Regions from separate parts of the Homo sapiens genome. Here region 2 is linked to region 1. The links are chromatin contacts, found by Hi-C in ENCODE. All regions are on one chromosome and are shown on one strand. Each heading gives the region's core, a stretch centred on a gene start or an enhancer-like site at or near the end of the contact. The rest is flanking DNA. Distances are from core to core; before and after follow the strand shown.

The links. A loop is a pair of places that touch in the nucleus more often than their neighbours do. Pooled maps may share reads with other maps.
Region 2: a map of CD14-positive monocyte shows a loop between it and region 1 (5-fold over the local background). The contact joins the promoter of CD244 here to the promoter of CD84 in region 1. A Hi-C loop is called at or near these places in 1 of 168 maps with a recorded cell type or tissue (CD14-positive monocyte) and 1 of 50 pooled maps.

The regions. Positions count from the first base shown.
Region 1 is chr1:160,576,315-160,583,871 of GRCh38, reverse strand. It overlaps CD84 (CD84 molecule), which reads left to right and starts at 4,376. Exons shown (of 7, transcript NM_003874.4): 1 at 4,376-4,480. The coding sequence starts at 4,435.
Region 2 is chr1:160,859,678-160,867,234 of GRCh38, reverse strand. It overlaps CD244 (CD244 molecule), which reads left to right and starts at 4,348. Exons shown (of 9, transcript NM_016382.4): 1 at 4,348-4,618. The coding sequence starts at 4,558. RefSeq lists an enhancer at 4,483-4,532.

The DNA of each region.
Region 1 (7,557 bases), core at 3,127-5,626:
AAAAAAAGCCCACATAGTCAAGAAAATCCTGGGCAAGAAGAACAAAGCTGGAGGCATCATGCTACCTGACTTCAAACTATACTACAAGTCTACAGTAACCAAAACAGCATGGCACTGGTATCAAAACAGATATATAGACCAATGGAACAGAACAGAGGCCTCAGAAATAACACCACACATTTACTGCCATCTGATCTTTGACAAACCTGACACACACAAGAAATGGGGAAAGGATTCCCTATTTAATAAATGGTGTTGGGAAAGCTGGCTGGCCATATGCAGAAAACTGAAACTGGACCCCTTCCTTACACATTATACAAAAATCAACTGAAGATTGATCAAAGACTTAAACATAAGACCTAGGACCATAAAAATCCTAGAAGAAAACCTAGACAATACCATTCAGGACATAGGCATGGGAAAAGGCTTCATGTCTAAAACACCAAAAACAATGGCAAAAAAAGTTAAAATTGACAAATGGGATCTAATTAAACTAAAGAGCTTCTGCACAGCGAAAGAAACTATCATCATCATCAGAGTGAACAGGCAACCTACAGAATGGGAGAAGATTTTTGCAATCTGTCCATCTGACAAAGGGCTAATATCCAGAAGCTACAAAGAACTGAAAGAAATTTACAAGAAAAAAGGCAACAACCCCATCAAAAAATGGGCAAAGGATATGAACAGACACTTTTCAAAAGAAGACATTTACGCAGCCAAGAGATGTATGAAAAAATGCTTATCATCACTGGTCATTAGAGAAATGCAAATGAAAACCACAATGAGACCATCTCATGCCAGTTAGAATGGCAATCATTAAAATGTCAGGAAACAACAGATGCTGGAGAGGTTGTGGAAAAATAGGAACACTTTTACACTGTTGGTGGGAGTGTAAATTAGTTCAACCATTGTGGAAGACAGTGTGGCAATTCCTAAAGGATCTAGAACTAGAAATACCATTCGACCCAGCAATCCCATTACTGGGCATATATCCAAAGGATTATAAATCAATCTACGATAAAGACACATGCACACATATTTATTTATTTATTTATTTGCAGCACTATTCACAATAGCAAAGACTTGGACAAATGTCCATCAATGATAGACTGGATTAAGAAAATGTGGCACATATACACCATGGAATACTATGCAGACATAAAAAAGGATGAGTTCATGTCCTTTGCGGGGACATGGATGAAGCTGGAAACCATCATTCTCAGCAAACTATCACAAGATCAGAAAACCAAACAACTCATGTTCTCACTGATAAGTGGGAGTTGAACAATGAGAACACATGGACACAGGGAGGAGAACATCACACACTGGGGCCTGTGGGGGATGGGGGGGGCTAGAGGAAGGATAGCATTAGGAGAAATACCTAATGTAGGTGACGGGTGGATGGGTGCAGCAAACAACCATGGCACGTGTATACCTATGTAACAAAACTGCACGTTCTGCACATGTAATCCAGAACTTAAAGTAGAATAATAAAAAAATTAAGTTACATAAACGTAAAATAAAATACACAGTATTAAAAAAAATCTTGTAATACCATTTCCACATAAGAAATTCATCTCTCCAGTAAATTACATATCACCATAAACAAAAATATACAGGAACTGAGAGAAATCAATAACTCTACTGTTTTGTGCAAATGCAGTTGAGTTTATGATCACAACTGCCCTTATCTATAAGTCTGCTAACCCTTGAGCCTTGAAGGGAAAAGATAAACACCAGCAGCCAGTGTTTTAATTGTACCACAAGAAGGCCTGAACAACAAGAACATTTTTCCTGCATTGGTTTCATCAATACCCTGTCATTGAAGTCAGGAAATACCTTGCCAGTAAGGGACTGCGTTTTAAAGTTATTTTGATATTGGACAGTGCCCCTGGCCACCCAGAGCCCCAGGAGTTCAACAGCAAAGGCACTGAAATGGTATACTTCTCCCCAGACATGTTTCTAATTCAGCCTCTAGAACAGGGGGTCATAAGGACCTTTAAGGCTCATTATATACGTACTCTATGGAAAGAATTGTCAATGCCTAGGAAGACAACCCCAGGAGAGGGCCATCATGAAAGTCTAGAAAGATTACACCATTAAAGATGCTATCATTGTTGCAGAAAAAGTGGTGAAAGCCATTAAGCCTGAGACAATAAACTCTGCTTGAGGAAACTGTGTCCAAATGTTGTGCGTGACTTCACAGGATTTATGACAGAGCTAATCAAGGAAATTATGAAAGATATTGTGGATATGGCAAAAAAAAAAGTTGGGGTAAAAGGTTTCAAGAAATAAATCTTGGCAAAATTCAAGAGCTAATAGACACCACACCAGAGGAATTAATGGAAGATGACTTGATGGAGAAGAATGCATCTAAGCCAGGATCAAACAATGCGGAAGAAAACATAGAAGCAGCAGTGCCAGAAAACAAGCTGACATTAGACAGTCTGACAGAAGGCTTCTGACTATTCGGGACCGCTTTTGACTTCTTTTATGATATGGGCCCATCTATGGTATGATACAGGCACTAAAACTAAAACAAATGGTAGAAGTAAGAAGGGGTACCATATAGAAATATTTTTAGAGAAATGAACAAGCAAAAAAGTCAGACAAAAATTAAATATACTTCTGAAAAGTTACACCGACTGTGCCTGTCTCTTCCACCTTCCCTTCAACCTCCTCTATCTCTTCTTCCCCAGGGACCCCTGAGACAGCAAGACCAACTCCTCCTTATCCTCCTCCTCCTTAGCCTACTTAACATGAAGATGATGAGGATAAAGACCTTTATGATGATCTAATTCCACTTAATGAACAGTAAATATATTTTGTCTTCATCATGATTTTCTTAATACCATTTTATTTTCTCTAGCTTACTTTCCTGCAAGAATATGGTAAACAATGTATATGACACATAGAATATGTGTTAATCAACTGTGTTGTTGGTAAGGCTTCCTGTCAACAGTAGGCTATTAGTAGTTGAGTTTAGGGGTGTCAAAAGTTATGCATGGATTTTCGACTGGTTGAGGGGACAGCACTCCAAACCCCTGCATTGTTCAAGGGTCAACTATATTCAGTATTATGTAAGTATATATGGGAAATGATCAGCAGGATTATTTAATGTGTGACTCTAGAGGCCAGGTTACCTAGGAATGAGCTAGCTAGCATGAGGACTCGTCTCAGTTAAAAAAAAGCTCCTCCAGGTCTCAGGGGTAGTGTCCCCAGCCTTCTCATTACTCCCCAAAACAGCTGAGTCAAACTTAAATATTCATTTCTATCCCCATTCCCAGACAACATCTCCCATACACACATTACACAATCACTCTTATTCTTGTTAACCAAGATGAAGACCCTCTACAAGAAATAGTCCTGTTACATCTAGCTCAACTCCACCTAAGCCTGCCTCTGCACCTGCTGTCTCTCATGCCCAGGAGTCACAGTCTTTGCCAAGTGACACTGCTGGCTTTTAACTCAGTTCCCTAATTCACTGTGTGATATAGGGAAAAGTCACTTCCTCTCCTTCTGAGCCAGTTTCTCCATCTGCAAAATAGATTCAATAGTCTAAAAATCCCTTTTGACTTCATTTTTATCAAACACTTTTTGTGTCCCTAATAAGGTGTGATCATAATCATAATGTTTCATGATGATATCATGGAATTATACATAATTATATGTATGTAGTTATACTATATTATATATTAATATATTATATAATTATATATTATTGTATCATATATAAATATAATTATATATTATTAATATAATACTTAATATTGATTATGTTAAATAATATCACATGTTGATTATACATTATAATACATAATCATGTACTTGTGATCATTTTATATAACTATAATTATGTAATTTTAATTGCTATGTTTTTTTAAGCTCCTACCATATGTCAAAACATTTTTCCTCTTTCATATCCCCCACCGCCATTCGCCTAATAATGGTAATTCATTCTTTGAGCCTGTCTCAGGTTGGTTGTCAGTTTCTTTAGGAAGCCTACTCCAACTTTTCTTAGCCTGAGTTAGATGCCCCTATTCCTCTCATAGTTCCCTGTATTTTTCCTATTGCAATGCTTACTACATTAAATTGGAACTGCTTATAGAGTTGTTGATTACTCCAAAAAAGAGTATAAATGCCATGAAAGGAGGGTGATCAATTGTTTTGTTGCTCTGTATATTGCCAGCACCCAGAAGAGGGCCTGGCACATAGTAGGCACACAATAAATATGTGTTGAATAAATAATTAATGCTAGGCACTTTAAATTGGAAAAAACTAGCACAGTAATACAAAGACCAATGTTAACTAAATCAGTTAACATGCACTTCCTTTCTTAAATGTCGTTATAAAAAGGAGGAAGAAAACTCAAGTGAAACTGACTCTGCTAGAACAGTGCCGTGCTTTTCCACAGAAGGTTAGACCCTGAAAGAGATGGCTCAGCACCACCTATGGATCTTGCTCCTTTGCCTGCAAACCTGTGAGTTCTGACCCTTGCTGATCGCCTCCTAGTTTTCCATAAAGTTTTAAAAATTGCCCTTAAGGAAGACATTGAACTGTCTTTTTGATCTGTGTTTAGCAGAACACCCTGGGTCTCAGTATCTACTGTACTCAACAGGATCCAACTGGCTGGGGAGAGACTTAAAATTCAAACCTAAGTGTTTAGGTTCAGCTTTAAAGTTTATATTACTGAGTTATATTTCTGAGATCTGGAGATCTCAGTTTCCAAAGGTCTGAGGCAAATCCTTCTCAGAGGAATCAGCACTTGGTAAACCCACCCAAAAAGCCTGGCAAAAGAAAGATCTTCTAAAAGCTTGAATGACTTACAAGCAATTTCTTCTTGGCATTCAATTGTGATGGCGTTTGAGAGAGAAAAATGTCTTTCCTAATTATAGTTGATTGTTCTATCAGGTTAGAGTGATGGATGACTCATCGTTATCATTGTTGAGCCTCATCTCTATAAACTCCCTTTATTTTCAAAACACAGAGCTATTACTCTGCTTTTATCCTCAACAAACTCTAAAATAAATGAGGAAGAGATTACTATCCCATTTTTTACAAATAGTCTCAAAAAAGAGTTGGAGAACTTGAATTAAAAACCCTATTTTTCTTACTTATGGCATAACAGTAAACTAAAAGAACGACATGAATATTGATTGTTATTTGTACAAAGAAAATTGTAACATTAACATAGATCTGGGAGTGCTGTGTCATTGTACATGTTATCTCCTTAAATACAAACAATTGCTCTAACAGAAATTTACTATGTTTGGAACTTCTAGATCTACTTCTAGTATCTCTTGCCAGTTCTGAAAATGCACTAGCAGAATTCTGGCATGAGTTAGAACCCTGGGAACCTAGTACGTTTGGATTTTCTGTAAAGGTAGAATCAATGCACTGTGATCTCTCTGGTTTCTTTGGCCATTTCAAGCTATGGCTCCTTTAATTTGAACTTCATGGAGATTGTAACCACTAGTCAGACCAAATTTTTGGAGCCTCTGCTGGTCGCTCTAGAATGGCAGACAGAAAATGCAAGTAGATGAGGAATGGTACTAGGGATGTCCCTAATCTTCCAGAGAGAGACCAGACAAGGTAGCATTTGATACCACTTAATTTGCAAAACATTCTACAATGTTTATGCCTACATTCTTATGTCATCCATATGAAAACCATTGAGATGAGCAAGATAGACGTTATTAATCCCATTATGCAAGAAAAATAATAAATTAAGATTTAGGGGTTTAAAAATTCACCTGAAATTTCACTACCTAAATTGGTAGAGCTGGAAATAGACATTGGTTTTTCTAATTCCAAGGTTAATCCCAATCCCATTGGTTCTTCTTTCTGCTCCACCTGACCTCTTCACTCATTGCTTTCAAATTTTTGATGCTCTTCAAAAGGTTAATACCTGCTAAGATAAAAGGTAGCTCTAGGATACACTTCTTTCATCTACTGAAACTGAAATAAAGTTGTCAAATCAGCTAGTAGTGAATTGTTTACAAGTTTTGTGACCTAGACGAAGTTACATTCCTCCTCTGACTCTTGTTTCAGCTTCAAAATGGGGAGGTATTAATACAGTAGAATTGTTTTGAGAATCAAAATGATGATAATGCATGTACAACACTTGCCATGGTACCTGAATATAGTAAGTGTTTAACAGATATCAGCTAATGCTACTATTTTTCACACTCGCTTTTCATTCATTATTAGGAAGAGCCATGGCTTTACCACACAGAGATCCTGGGCAGGACTCCTCTGTCAGGGAATTGTCCAAGGAACATAAACAGGAGAAAAGGTGGTGGGAGTTTGAGCTTAGGTGTTGGTTGTCTGGGTTCTGGAAAAGGAAACTAGGAGTGAGATATTCATTTCATCAAGGATCCATGAAAGGGGAATGGGAGCTTGTTTTTATAAAAGTGAAGCCAGGAGTACTTTTTACATACTGTCCACCTTTACTGAATTATCTGTTTGCCTCTTAAGGATTATTCTGCAAACCTTTTCTGAGCACAAAAATATACCATGAATTCCTCCTGCTGCTGTTCCTGGTAGAGGTAGTCCCTTACATTCAGTATTGGGCTTAGGAGTCTACACTTTACACATTTCCCTGGAATTCAGAGCAGTTGAAGAGGCTGAGAAGCAGTGGAGAGATGCAGGGAGAAATCCCCATTTCCCCTCAGAAATCACCGACATAAGGAAAGTCTGAGTGTGCAAACTTATGACTGTTCCATGTTGGAAAAGTTTTCTCTGAGTCAAAATTCACAGTCTTATGCTCTGATGCCAACTTTCTGATCATGACTTTGGAAACACCATGACTCTGACTGTCTCTCCACATACCCTGGGAGACACTCCCACTCTGAGGGTAGGAGATGAAGGAGTCCACCAGTTTTAATCCTTGCCCACCCCCTCTACATATACTGTCTCATACTCTTAATTCTTCCTTTTCTCTGCCCCATTCGTATTTCTATTTCTTCAACTCCCTGTCTTATCTCCCATCAATAATAGTAATAAGTAACCATTTATGGAGCAATCACTGCATATTCAGCATTACTCTAAGTAGTCTACAGTTATTATTTTGTTTAATCCTTACAATACACTATGAGATAGATACGGTTTATGTGCACATATACAGATGAAAGCATTGATACACAGAGAGTCAAAGGCCACTTAACCAAAAAGTGAAAGAAGTAGAATTTAAGCTTCAGAGTCCTTAGACTTCACCTCTGAGTCATGCTGCCTCCACCCACATTGATGCTGAAGTGGAGTAAATTACTCTCCCTACTATTAATGTTTGGGAATATGTCAGTAAAGAGTGATGATTTATTTATTTCTGTCAAGACAGGATTATTCGGATAGAATCTGTGCCTTTCTCTATACCCACCCACAGAGGAGGAAGGAGCTGTTGGCAGGTCCTTGCCAATAACGGAAGTTTAGGCAGGGCAGTGAGGCAGAATACCCAAGCAAACAACCATCTCCAGACATATTTCAAATACCGTTCACTTTAATATTATTCAAATGTGATTTGAATTAGTTTCTTTAAACAAATAAAAGTCCAATATCAGC
Region 2 (7,557 bases), core at 3,099-5,598, 280 kb before region 1:
TTGTACCTTTTTCACGTAGAAACATTTTGTTCCAACACAGGGAAGCAGAGATTGATTCCATTTCCCACACCACATTGCTAGTGTCAGAGAGATAGCCTGCGGTTCTCTGCATCGTCAGAGCTGTTTCTCACACTGAATCTGGGAATGGCAAATTTCTTGTTATGTTGAATTCTGAGATGAGTTAAGACATGGATTGCACTCTTTAGCCTTTGCTCCTGTGGATGTGGGTTCTCTGCGTTATCTGATGTCCCATAAATTGTTTTGAGAGGCTCTGTCTTCCATCTTCTTTATGAGACTGTTGCATCTCTTACCTTTAACCTGAACCTGAAAGTTATCACAGCCAATAAATAAACAATAACTGGCTACTTCTCTTCCAACAAGTGAAAGCCCACAGAAGATAAATGTACATAGAAGGGAAAGCGATTTTCTAGCCCTTCTGAGAAAAAGAGACAGAAAAAGAGATTGTGCTTATTAAAAGTGTCGTTATGGTTTCATTCAAACAGGAACACAGACAATATTCAGATGGTTAGAAATAAAGGCAATGAGTTCTCATTTAGTGTCTGGTGTTACAGAAGTTATTTATTGAATTCTTGCAAGATTGGTTGACTATACCTATAAGATCAGTTGGGCTCTTTGTGAATGGTTCATCTTTGACAACTTTAACAACTTCTTTCCAGTGGTGCAGTAAAGGATTAACCTTGTTCAAAGAGAGGCCCAACCTTTGCCCTTGGCTCCTGGGAGGTAATCTCTAAGCTTTGAAATGTCCTGCTTGATAAGAGTATCTTCATTACTGGGGACCTTGTTAGCATTGTCAATGCTTATAATGTGATTTATGGTGGGAGCTCTGACCACATAGCATCAACTCAATTTCTGGAGGGGCCAGAGACTATGGTCAGCCACATGGGTGGTCAGCCATGTCTATGTGAGCAAGTCCCAATAAAAATTCTGGACACCAAGACTTGGAAGAGCTTCCCTGCTTAACAATATTCTCTGTGTGTATTGTCACACATAGTTTCTGGGAGAAGTAGGCCCTGTCTGCACAGCTCCACTGGGAGAGGAGAACTGGAAGTGCTGTGACTGACTCCTTTGTTTGGGACTCTCCTGGACCTTGCCTTAGGTACCTCTTCCCTTGGCTCATTTTCATCTGTATTTTTTGCTTTAATAAACTCTAATATTACAGAAGTTATTTGTTGAATTCTTGCAAGATTGGTTGACTATACCTATAAGATCAGTTGGGTTCTTTGTGAAGGCTTGAGTAAAACATTTGTAAAACAGCTTTCAGTGAGTTTTGTGAGTCATTCTAGTTAATTATCAAACCTGAAGATGGTCTTGGGGACCTCAAACTTGCAATTTGTCTCAGAAATGGGTGGTCCTGGGGACTCATGAAATTTGTAGTTGGCATCAGAAGTGGGATTTACTGGAATGACCTTGACTCACCGAAGCTTGATGAAAGCATGGTTTGGGCAGGGGTTTATGAACCTTTGATTCCCAGATGGCCGCTAACCTTTAAATGCCCCTGTCTGAGTCCCCTGTCCCAGACTTATAAAGATCTCGTGAATATGTATGGGAAATGTAGCTAAGGGAGTCTCTGGTTTATATTGATTTTGTAGGTCTTGGGTCCTCGTGCTAAAGTGGCTGAGTTGCACAGAAGGACTCTCTGCACAAAAATTAGGAAGGGCAAGATAAAAACTCCACGAGGGCAGGGTCCATGGTGACTCAGCTAACCAGTCTATCTCAGGGGAAATAGAAATGTCTTCCTTAGAGAATTCATTCATTCCTTCAGCACTTGACAATCTACGAATCAACTCTGAAGAACCAGGCGCTGGGTGAGGCTTGGAAACACTAAGCTAAGGAGAGCATAGACTTTGTGTTGAAGAGCTCAGGGCTGGGGAGGTCAGTGTGTAGAACAAATGGCAGGTTGTTTTTTTTTTTTATTATTGTTGTTTGTTTGTTTGTTTTTGCTCTTGTTGCCCAAGCTGGAATGCAATGGCGTGATTTCGGCTCACTGCAACCTCCTTTTCCTGGGTTCAAATGATTCTCCTGCCTCAGCCTCCTAAGTAGCTGGGATTACAGGCATGCAACACCACACCTGGCTTATTTTTTGCATTTTTAGTAAAAACGGGGTTTCACCATGTTAGCCAGGTTGGTCTCAAACTCCTAACCTCAGGTAATCCACCCACCTAGGCCTCCCAAAGTGCTGGGATTACAGGTGTGAGTCACTGCGCCCAGCACCTTTTTTTTTTTTTTTTTTTTTGTGACAGAGTCTTGCTCTGTCTCCCAGGCTGGAGTGCAGAGGCACAATCTCAGCTCACTGCAACCTCTGCCTCCCAGGTTCAAAGGAGTCTCCTGCCTCAGCCTCCCGAGTAGCTGGGATTACAGGCACACACCACCACACCCGGCTAATTTTTGTATTTTTAGTAGAGATGAGGTTTCACCGTGTTGGCCAGGCTGATATCGAACCCCTGACCTCAAGTGATCCACCTGCCTTGGCCTCCCAAAGTGCTGGGATTATAGGCATGAGCCACTGCGATCAGCCTACAAATAGCAGATATTGTGTGATAGAGTTTGTCAGGGACCACAAGACAGACACACACTCAGTGGTACAGCTGCTCCGAGTTCTGTTTCCAGGGGATGATAGGTCATCCACATGCCTGGTGGGAAGGATGGAGCTGGTGTTGGGGTCAGGATTGGAGAGGCTGATTCCTAATTCACATTCATTAGTGGGTTCCAACAGCTGGATCTTGTTTTCCACCTGTCGTGTGAGGAAGTTTACCCTTCTTTGTTATATCATGTCTTGTGCACCACTTCTCAAGGTTAAGGACATGGCCAGATCAACTCTGAAGAAATTCCCCAGGGTTGAGGGCTGCCCCTTGGGAGCAGACAAAGGAGAGAAGAGATGATAACCATTAGACCCGCTGGAAAAAGCTATTCAGAGCTTAAAAAAATGAAAACAAAACCACAAAAACCTCATCTATGTCCAGTGTTTTTTGTGTGCATATTCTGGAGTATCATTTTTAATTTGATCCTGAAAACTGCCTTGTGAAGGTGGGGAGGATGTATTGTTGACCCTACAGGCTCAGACAGCAACAAGGCCAGAATCACATAGGTTGTAAGTTGCTGAATGGGAGCTGCAAGTCCAAGTCTTTGACTCTAAATCCAGCGCTCTGTCCAGAGCCCCGCTGCTGCCTCTGTTGGCAGCTGAAGCTGTCAGTCTGCTGCCCCCTGCCCAGTTCAGACAGGGTGGCTGGAAATGGACCAAAGGATGGAAAAAGAGAATAAGAGCGGACTTGAAGGGAACTGAAAGTATTTGTTAAGGGGAAAGCAGAAGGAAGAAAGAAAGAGGCATGAACCCTGGGGCCTGGCCTTGAAGCACAGTGTTCCAGGGGAGGGGGGATGCCGCTGTCCCCACCCCTCCATGGGGGCCTAAGCAGATCCAGAGCTGCCTGGCCTTCCTGGAGGGTGGCGTCCAAGCATGGATGGGAAGGCAGCAAAAATAGGCCCATGTCACTTCTGGGAGAAGACAAAAGAGGGAAGAGAGGACTACTATAGAAAAGTAGAAAAAGAGGAAGGGAGGGAATCTAGGCATACAGATCGGAAATGTGGAGCAAAACAAAATTTTTTTTTTTTTTTTTGAGACACAGTGTCGCTCTGTCACCTAGGCTGGAGTGCAGTGGCGTGATCTTGGCTTACCGCAACCTCCACCTCCTTTGCTCAAGTGATTCCCCTGCCTCAGCCTCCCAAGTAGCTTGGATTACAGGTGCACGCCACCCAGCCTGGCTAATTTCTCTATTTTTAGTAGAGGTGGGGATTCACCATATTGGCCAGGCTAGTCTCGATCTCCTGATCTCAAGTGATCTGCCTGCTTCAGTCTCCCAAAGTGTTGGGATTACAGGCGTGAGCCACTGTGCCCCGTGTGAAACAAATTCTTATGAAACAAATTTAATTTACATGTGCTTAAACTTTGGTGTCAACTTGCATGGAATCCCCAGGCTTGCTAGATTTTTCTAGTGCCTCCAGCCCTTAGGTCTCTTCCTATGTTCTCTCAGCTACTCCTCCTTTCCTTCAACACTGTTAGCCGCTTATCCAGGGCCCTACGTTTCAGCCCACTCCTCCTCCAGCCCCTCTCCACTCCACCTCCACAATGTCTGTTGGAATGGAACAGTTGGGGATACTGGCTGTTTGGCCCCCATGGGGGTCTCTCCATATAGGATTCAGAGAATTGGAAGACTTCTTGGGCTGAAGCAGAGAACGGGATGCAATTTTGAAACTGGCTTTGTGAGTCACTGTGAACTTCAAGCACCCTCCCACTTGAGGTAAGCTTCACCAGTTTGGCTTGTGGGAACTGTCAGACCAGCTCCAGGCGCTGGGGCTTTCTCAGTGGCCTTGTCAGCTCACAGCAGGCGTTAACAGCCTCTAATTGAGGAAACTGTGGCTGGACAGGTTGCAAGGCAGTTCTGCTCCCCATCGTCCTCTTGCTGACTGGGGACTGCTGAGCCCGTGCACGGCAGAGAGTCTGGTGGGGTGGAGGGGCTGGCCTGGCCCCTCTGTCCTGTGGAAATGCTGGGGCAAGTGGTCACCCTCATACTCCTCCTGCTCCTCAAGGTGTATCAGGGCAAAGGTAAGGAGGTCCTACCTGGCGTGGGGCGAGGGAGGGACTAGGAGCTGTGCCCCTCAGGGAGATCAGAGCCAGAGCCTCTGCTTGTGCCACATACACAGTCATCTGGAACTTGACTCCGAGCAGCTCCTGACAGCTCTGACAGTCTAAATCAGACAGGACAGGCTGGCAGTGCACTGGGAGGTCTGTGAGAGGGGTATCTGGCCCTGCCACCAGCAATCCAGGAAGTCTTGGGTGAGGAGATTCCTTCCCACTGGCTTCAATTTACCCTTCCGTGTAGTGGAGAGAGAAGCCTCCTTCCAGCCGCCTGTAAAGATGATGAAAATTGCATCCTCCAATTGTGGCATGAGAGAAGAGAAGCAGTCCCAAGGAAGTGGGTGGTTCTCGAGCTCAGAGACAGATGGATGGACCCCTGAGGCAGGAAAGCTGAGCCCAGGGAGGGGAGGGCGAGGCCAGCAGCCAGGAAGAAGCTGGAAGGCATGGTCCCTCATCTCCCCGGCTTCTTCAGCCATCCAGATGCCACAGGAGCCTGGAAATTATTAGGGACATGCAGGGTTGGGGCAGAAGAAGGAGACAATATGAGGAAGCTCCACAGCAAACCTAAAGCTGTCAGCCAGGCATGGAGCCATCTAACATTTACTCCTGGGGATCCCAGCTGAGGGCTGCTCCCCTCTTTCTCCAGTTCTGGGGTCCAGGATGCTCTGAAACCTGGATCCCGCATTTAATTTAATTGAATTAATTTATTTATTTCATTTTTAATTTTTATTTATTTATTTATTTTTTGAGACAGAGTCTCCTTCTGTCACCCAGGCTGGAGTGCAGTGGCGTGATCTTGGCTCACTACAAACTCTGCCTCCCGGGTTCAAGTGATTCTCATGCCTCAGCCTCCCGAGTAGGTGAAATTACAGACGTGCGCCACCATGCTTGGCTAATTTTTGTATTTTTAGTAGAGACCAGGTTTCACCATGTTGGCCAGGCTGGTCTTGAACTCCTGACCTCAGGTGATCTGCCCACCTTGGTCTCCCCCATCCAAAGTGCTGGGATTACAGGTGTGAGCCACCATGCCCAGCCAGGGTTCTGCATTTTAGATCAGTGACTCTGCAGGGGCTTCACGGAGGTGGAGAGCGTGGAATTAGAGGAGGGTACACTCTGGGCACAAAGAGGGGAAACTGAGGCATAGTGTTGTGTGGGTTCAGGGCCAGGTAGAAGCCCCATATGCAATAAAGTCCCATGCCCAGGTACTCAATTCAGTTACCGAGTCCCTGAGCATTCTTGTGTCCTTCAGGAAGACACAGTCAAGGCTCAGGTGGACTCAACATTTGTAAGGATGCAGGCAGCCTAGGGCAGAGCATGATGAGGAACAGGGAGCAGGGAGGGAGGAGTGGAGCCTGCAGCTCTTGTGGGTGGGTTGGGGGGCCTAGTGGCCCAGGATTCTAGGCAGGAGAGCTAGGTTGGAACCTGGTCTAAGGATCCTTGAATGCAGCTCAGACAGCCGAAGGAGGACTGATGGGATTGGTGCCTGGCTGTGGGGATGAGAGTAACAGAGAAGCTGAGGTTATGACCCTGAGGTCATGAGCCTGTGTGACAGAGGGCAATGCTCCCTCCACCCCCATTCCCAGGGCTTCAGCACCATAGCTGGGCTTGGCTATGCCGGCCCTTGCACGGTGAAGCTGGTGAGTGACTTGTTAGGCACAGGGAGGGATGGACTTGGGTCTTCCTGAGCTGCTTCCTCCTCCATCCTGTGTCTATAGGGCAGGCCTGGCATAAGTTGACTGAAGCTGCTCTATTTCTTTAATTTTTAAGCTTTTTAGTTTGAAATAATTGTGAAGTTCCAGGGAAGCTGCAAGAATAGTTCAAACGATTCTTGAATTTCTTTCATCTAGATTCACCAATTAACATTTTATCACATTTACTTTATTTCTCTTTCTCTAGCTGTATGTATATGTGTGTATAAATGTACAATAATTTTTGCTGAACCACTTGAGAACAAGTTGTGACATTATGTCCCCTTACTCCTAAATATTTTAGCACTTATATCCTATGAACAAAGACATTCTCATGTTACTACAGCACAATTGTCAAATTCAGTAAATTTAACATTAATACCATCAAATATGCTTTCCATATTCACATATTACCAATTGTCCCAAGAATATGCTTTATTTTTTTTTTTTGCTGACCCAAGATGCAATCAAGATCATGTATTACATTCAGTTGTTATGTTTCTCATGTTCAGTCTATGACCATACTTTAACCTTTCTTCATCTTTCATGATATTGCATTCTTGAAGAAGACAAGCCAGTTGTTTTGTAGAGGGTTCCTTAATCTGGGTTTGTCTGATGTTCCCTCATATGATTCAGGTTATCATATGCATTTTTATTTATTTTATATCATCATTATTATTATTTTTTAGAGATGGAGTCTCGCTCTGTGGCCTGGGCTGGAGTACAGTGGTCCAATCTCGGCTCACTGCAACTTCTGCTCCCCCGGGTTCAAGTGATTGTCCTGCCTCAGCCTCCCGAGTAGCTGGGACTACAGATGCATGCCACCAAGCCTGGCTAATTTTTGTATTTTTGGTGGAGACAGGGTTTCACCATGTTGGCCAGGCTGGTCTTAAACTCCTGACCTCAAGTGATCCACCCACCTCCGCCTCTCAAAAGTGCTGGGATACCAGGTGTGAGCCACTGTGCCCGGCCTATTATTATTTTTCAAGAGAGGATCTGGTTCTTTCACCCAGACTGGAGTGCAGTGGCATGCTCACGGCTCACTGTAGCCTCGACCTCGCAGGCTCAAGCCATCCTCCCACCTCAGCCTCCCTGGTAGCTGGAACTAGAGGTCTGTGCCACCATGCCTGGCTAATTTTTTTTTTTTTTTTTGTAGATACAGGGTTTCCCCATGTTGCCCAGGGTGGTCTTGAACTCCCGGGCTCAGGCGATCCACCT